Linked DNA regions of Homo sapiens: region 1 is linked to region 2. Evidence: chromatin loops called from intact Hi-C (ENCODE). Cell type or tissue: ovary. All regions are shown on one strand. Each heading gives the region's core, and the rest is flanking DNA. Links, peaks and the distances in the headings are about the cores only. Region 1 has its middle 13 kb from the start of KRABD5. Region 2 holds the start of TRIM72 (tripartite motif containing 72).

Region 1 (2,900 bases), core at 186-2,685, 480 kb before region 2:
GAACTATGTCTTCTGATCTGTCCACAGCCTTGACCTCCAAAGTTTAGATGTGGATGGAGTAGAATAAAGGCAAACTTCTTTTTTTTTTTGCAATTTGGCCTTGGCCCTAATGGTCAGGCTGCATCTGCTTGAAATCTACAATAAAGAGCAAATAGTTGATAACGTTGTGAATTGCAGAGGGGAAGCTGGCAGTTGAGAATCAGGAGAAGGAAGTGAAAATTTAGAATTTTACTGAAAGCCTTAGAAGAATTAGGTTGGGGGAACAGGGTGGTGGATTTGAGACCCTCCTTGCCATAGATTTGGAAAATGCAGGGAAAATCAGTCCCCCTGTGGGGTGTTAAAATAATTAAATGGGAGGCAATTTGACTGAAGTGGCTGTAGTGCCCTGGGTTTCTACCTAAGAAAACCAAAACGTAACTCATGCATTTCTTAGAAATAACTTAAAGGAAAAGAAAACACTCTTAACCAACCACAAACCACCAATTAACCTTTGATTACATAATCAGGGAATTTCCGCCTGGACAGTTCAAATAAGGGGACTACGTAATTGTAGCCAATCAATTACTGAATTGGCTTTGCTTCCTCATGCATCTTATTAAACCCTTTCCTTCAAGCCCCTCCGGTGGACCCCAAACCACAATCCATGGTTGTGGCTTCCTGATTCACGGGTCGTTATTTGCTCAGATAAAATCTTTAACGTTTTAACCAAACCTCAGTTTAATTTTTAACAAAAGAAAGAAAGGACTACGGACCCCACGGACCACAGCTCCTCCCACGCCCGAACCCCGAGCCGGGGTTCTCCCCTACGGCCCCTCCCGTCATCACCGCACAACGCGGGGAGACACGGGGCTGCGGGCGCGAAACTGCCCAGAGAGGGCTCAAGGCAGGACCAAGGTCGTCGCGCAGGGACGGGACGAGGCGCCCGGGGTCCCAGCTGCCGGCCGAGCCGCACCGTGTGACCGAGGAGACTCCGGGCCCCGACCCCGGAGCCGCCAGGGGCAGGCCCGGTTCCCAGCCGACCCCTGCCGCGTCTCGGGAAGCTCAGCCCCGCAGACTCACCATCTCGCGGCTTCAGGAGCGTCCCGGTATCCTCTCTAGGGACCGTCCAGTACCTGCAGGTCACAGGGCAAAGGAGGCTGCGGAATGAAGGAGAAAGAGCAGGGTACACAGATCAAGCAGGGAAGCGCACCTGGGAGAGGAAAAGGCCAGCCCAGAACACAGGAAGTGCGCCCCCTTTTTCGGCTGCGCGCCTGATTGGACAGGCTCGACAACGGCGCCGCTGAATGGATAGGGCTCCAGGTCCCGCCCCCTTACCCCCGAGTGACAGGAGATGCGATCACAGGTGTGGCTGAATGAGGCCTGAATGAATGATTGTCTGCAGCCCTTTTCAGGCAGGGCTGACTCCCTGTGCTGGGACCTGGGGCTGCTCCGGACATTGGTATTTAACTTTGCTCATAAGATTATATCAATTTATGAGTAATATAGGTAATATGTAAAATTGAAAATTATATAATAACGATTCTTTTAAAATTTCAGATTTCATAACCTTCATGGCCTCTGGTCCCTTGTGGAGGCAGCATGAGATTTGAAAATGGAGGGAGTCCTCTAAGTCAGAAATGTCCAATAGGAATAAAATTGAGCCGCATGTGTCATTTACAGTAGCCTAGTGGCATCATGAAAGGAAAACAGGTAAAATTGATGGTAATACCTTAACCCGATATATCCAAAATATTATCACTCAAATATGTGAGCAATATGAAATTATTAATGAAGACCACCAGAGAATGCTTCTTAAGTTTGGGGTACTAAATCTTGTAAAGTCACTCTGTATTTAAACTTCTAGCACATCTCAGTTCCAACCAGCTCTATCCAAAGAGCTCAGCAGCCCCACGTGGGCAGTGGCTTCCGCATTGAAGAGCAGATCTGAGGGCACTTGCGCGTCTAACCTCAGGGAAATCGAGGGCCTGGACCCCCTTTCCTGCCAGACGAGAGCGAACACCCTCATCCTGCCCATCTCTTTCCTCATGCCCAAGGGTGGGAGAGGCAGTGCCCAGTGAGAGAGCCAGGGCTGCAGTCAGGAGGTGTCCACAGGTCGACCACTGCTGCCCACCTGCTTCTGGGCAGGGCTCCCTCAGCCTTCCAAAGGTCAGACAGTGAATGAAGAGTGTCAGGCTTCAGGAGGAAACCCCTGACTTCAGATCTGTCTACAGCCTTGACCTCCAAAGTTTGGATGTGGAGGGAATAAAAGCAAATTTTTTTTATTTTGCAATTTGCCCTTGGCCCTGATGGTTAGGCTATGGCGGGCTGTTTCCTCCTATGGTGTGGGGACTGTGTGAGTTTAAGCACCAAGCATGTCAACATGCATTTCTGTATAATTTATCCCTATCCAACAAGAGGCCCCACTTTAAATAAAGGGAAAAGCAAATCAATACCTTATACAGTGCCTTCTGTTTGCCAGGTAACAACAAGTAGTGACCAACCTGTCATTTGAATCCTGGCAACCTGACTGCAGGTGTATGTATCAGTTAGCTATTGCTGCATTAAAAACCACCCTAAACCTTATTAGCTCATGATTGGGATGGTCAGTCATTTAGGCTGGACTCAACTGGGCCATTCTTCTGGTCTCAGCTGGGCTCCTTCAGGCGTGTGTGGTCAGCTGCTGGTTGACTAAGTGGCTCTGCTTCTGGGTGTCAGCTGGGGCACCTTGGTTTTCCTCCCCAGTGGGATCTCATCCTCCAGCAGGCTAACATGTGCTTGTTCTCATGGAGATGGCAGGGTTCTAAAAGAAAAAGCAGAAGCATTCAAGGCCTTATGTCCCTAGACCCCAAACTGTCACATTGCCATATTGATAGCTTTCTATTGCCCAGAGCAAATAAGGCCAGCCCAGATCCAAGCGTCAG
Region 2 (2,829 bases), core at 1-2,500:
GCTGGTCGCCTCCTACTACGAGGACTACGCAGCCGAGCTCGTCGTGGCCGTGCTGCGCGACATGCGCATGTTGGAGGAGGCCGCACGGCTGCAGCGGGCTGCGTGAGGGCCACTCTGAGCTGGTACGTGATCTCGGGACCCAACCCCGCTTCCTCGCCAAGGACCCACGCGTCAGGTCCCGCCCAGAGCCTTCCTGTTCCCCTCCTTCAGGGTCCCTCCTGGGGTCCTCCCTCAGACCTCCGGCCAGCCCCTCCCGGGGGCGAAGGGCTGGGCTGCCGCGAACCCTGGTGGGCTGCATCTCGCCCCACTGCCCCCTTCCAGGCTCCTGGGCTGCCTGGGCCCTGTTCCGTTTCATGGGTTCTGTGCTTTCTTCGCAGATAAAGACGGGCAAGGTTGGGCGAGGTTGGGTTTTTTTTGTTTGTTTGTTTTTTGTTTTTTTTTTAGCGGCAGCAAGATTTATTGCAAAGAGCAAAAGAACAAAGCTTCCACAGCATGGAAGGGGATCCGAGCGGGTTGCCCTGAGGTTGGGGTCTTAAGCACAGGTGTGCTGGGATGGGAGGGGTCCCGGGAGGAGGCTCCTGCCCTGAGCTAGGAGACCACCAGCTAGGACTGGGCTGAACTGGGCCAGGCAGGACTGAGAGGCTGGGTCCCTGGGAAGTCTGGGGGCCTCGAATACCAACGAAAGGACGGTGGTCTACCCCTTCTAGGAGGCGGGTCAAGGCAAAAGGAGTAATGCAACGCCTGTGAAGCCAGCCCCACGCGCGCACCAGTCGCGTAAGACAACAGCAGTGTCTCCACCTCGGGGACCAAGGACGCCTCCGTGCCTCCAGACCCCGCCTCCTCCAGCCCCTGCACCTGTCATTTATTCTTCCACTGCCCAATAAATATTCATGGCAGACTTTACTGGGGCTGCGCGCACACGTGCCCGCCGGTAGCTATACGTGTGTGCTTTTGCCACACGGATGACACGCACCAGCCAGTGTGCGTTCGTCTCTATTTGCCTCTGTCTGGGTGTCTCTGCTGGGTACTTCGGGACGCGCACAACTGCGTGTGGGCTCCCAAGGCTTTCGGGACTTCCAGCTCCACCCAGAAAAACATCCTGGACGGGGCTCTCGGTGCCACCCTGGGCCCGCACACATAAGTGCAGATCCCGGCTGCCTAGCCCTTACAGTCTCCCTTCTGGTGAGGCCCCGCCTGGGGACCGTCAGGCCAGCCCAAGTTCCGCAGCTTCAGGGGTGCGTGGGCCTCCGCTGAGCACAAGGGGACAACCCTGCCCCGGCCGCCTGGCTCGGTCCCGAACGCCGCGCCTCCAGTCCAAAGTGGGCCAGCGCCGAGCAGGGAGCCAGCCCGAACGGCCCACCGGGTGCAGGAATGCGAGCGTGGGCCGCAGGGGCTGGTCAGTCCCTGCTCCGCCTGGCTCCGCCCGGCCCATCAGACCCGCCCTGGGGCTCCGCCCGCCCATCTCCAGTTTCCTCTAGGGACTAAGGCCGGGAAACCTACGTTTGCTCAGCGCCCTTATCGCCAGGCTCCATCCCTGCGCGGCTTTCCTCTGCCAGCCCCGCCTTAAGCTCCTCAGACCCTCTTTCCTGGCTGCTTCGCCCCGCCCCCGCCCCCCGCAACTCCAGGAGCTCGTGAGCCTCTCTAGAGACTCAGAATCCAAATCACTGCAGCGACCTCCCCATCGGCCCCGTGCCACCGAACAGCCCCTCCGACCACGATGCGCGCGGATCCCGCACCTTGAGGCGTGCGTGGGCCTCGGCGGCAGGCAGGAGGCGATGACCGCGGTGCGAGCCGAGTGAGGCGCACACTCCGCACACCAGCGCGCGGTCCTGCTCGCAGTAGATGCTCAGCGGGTCCAGGTGCTCCTCGCAGTGGCCCTGCGGCACCTGGGCCAGCCCCTCCACCAGGCGCGCCAGCTGCAGGTTGGTGCTGAGTGCCTGCGGCCGCGTGGGGGCCTGGCAGCAGGGGCAGAGAACGGTGCCATCCGCCGCCGGCTCCCCGGCCACGCGGCCTAGGCAGGCGCGGCAGAAACTGTGGCCGCACTCGGCTGTCACGGGCGCGTCGAACAGCTGCAGGCACAGCGGGCAGGACAGCTCCTGGTGCAGGAGGCCGGGCGCAGCCGACATGGCGGGCCTGGGTGGAGGAGGAGTAGGTTAGGGGGACCCCGCGGCGCCGCGCTCCCGGCCCAGCCCTGGCCCAGCCCTAGCCCAGGCCGGGCCCGCCGCCCCGCAGGGAGAAGCCCCAGCCTGTAAAGACCTCACATCCTACACTGGATGGGACTCTGACGGCCAAGGGGAAAGAGGAACTCGGTCTCAGGCCCAAAAGCAGCCTCCACTGCAATTCTCAGCTCCAACCCCAAAAATATGCCCTATCAGTCAACCCCAGTTCCTGAACACAAGCCCAGATTCTAGCCCACTGTCCTTGCCCTCGCCTTAGCCCCAGGCCTCAGCCTCTGACCTTAGTCCCGGACCCAAATTCTCCAGAGCCCCCACTCCGAGACTCCCCTCCCTCACTTTACCAAGATACCCAGACCTCCCCTCCCCCTCTCTCCAGCCCACGGGACTCACAGGTCTGGTTGGAGATCTTAGGCTGAAAGAGTCTCGAAGGAGGACCGGTCAGGGTTGAGCTTAGCTGGACTGGGGTCAGGGCTGGGTCCAAGGATCTGAGACAAGCAGCAGGCTCCAAGCAAGGACAGGGACTCACAGGGGCAGCTGGCAGTGGACACCACGCGTGATGGGCACACAGTGCTCAGCGGAAGACCCTCCCAGACTGAGCCATGGCCCCAGGACTATATTTAGCTGCCCTGCCCAATCCCTCCCATCACTTCCG

Evidence for each region. A loop is a pair of places that touch in the nucleus more often than their neighbours do. Peaks named below come from ENCODE experiments on the same cell type or tissue, not always from the same donor. Only the 100,000 strongest peaks of a DNase experiment are listed, where the experiment ranks them.
Region 1: it touches region 2 in a loop (5-fold over the local background); 3 of 110 quality-filtered maps call a loop at or near these places.

The regions. Positions count from the first base shown.
Region 1 is chr16:31,698,898-31,701,797 of GRCh38, reverse strand. It overlaps the pseudogene CLUHP3. Among named protein-coding and RNA genes, the nearest start is that of KRABD5, 13 kb to the left of the region's middle. RefSeq lists silencers at 832-981, 1,242-1,381. In ovary, for the core only: no CTCF peak of the experiment used is centred there; a DNase peak (open chromatin) is centred at 1,267; H3K4me3 peaks cover 1,083 bases; H3K27ac peaks cover 630 bases.
Region 2 is chr16:31,214,036-31,216,864 of GRCh38, reverse strand. TRIM72 (tripartite motif containing 72) reads right to left here and starts at 2,746. Exons shown (of 7, transcript NM_001008274.4): 1 at 2,568-2,746; 2 at 1,737-2,133. The coding sequence starts at 2,126. It overlaps PYDC1 (pyrin domain containing 1), which reads left to right. Exons shown (of 2, transcript NM_152901.4): 1 at 1-122; 2 at 708-903. The coding sequence ends at 106. RefSeq lists enhancers at 1-509, 1,425-2,339, 2,340-2,829. In ovary, for the core only: no CTCF peak of the experiment used is centred there; DNase peaks (open chromatin) are centred at 53, 684, 1,194 and 1,254; H3K4me3 peaks cover 762 bases.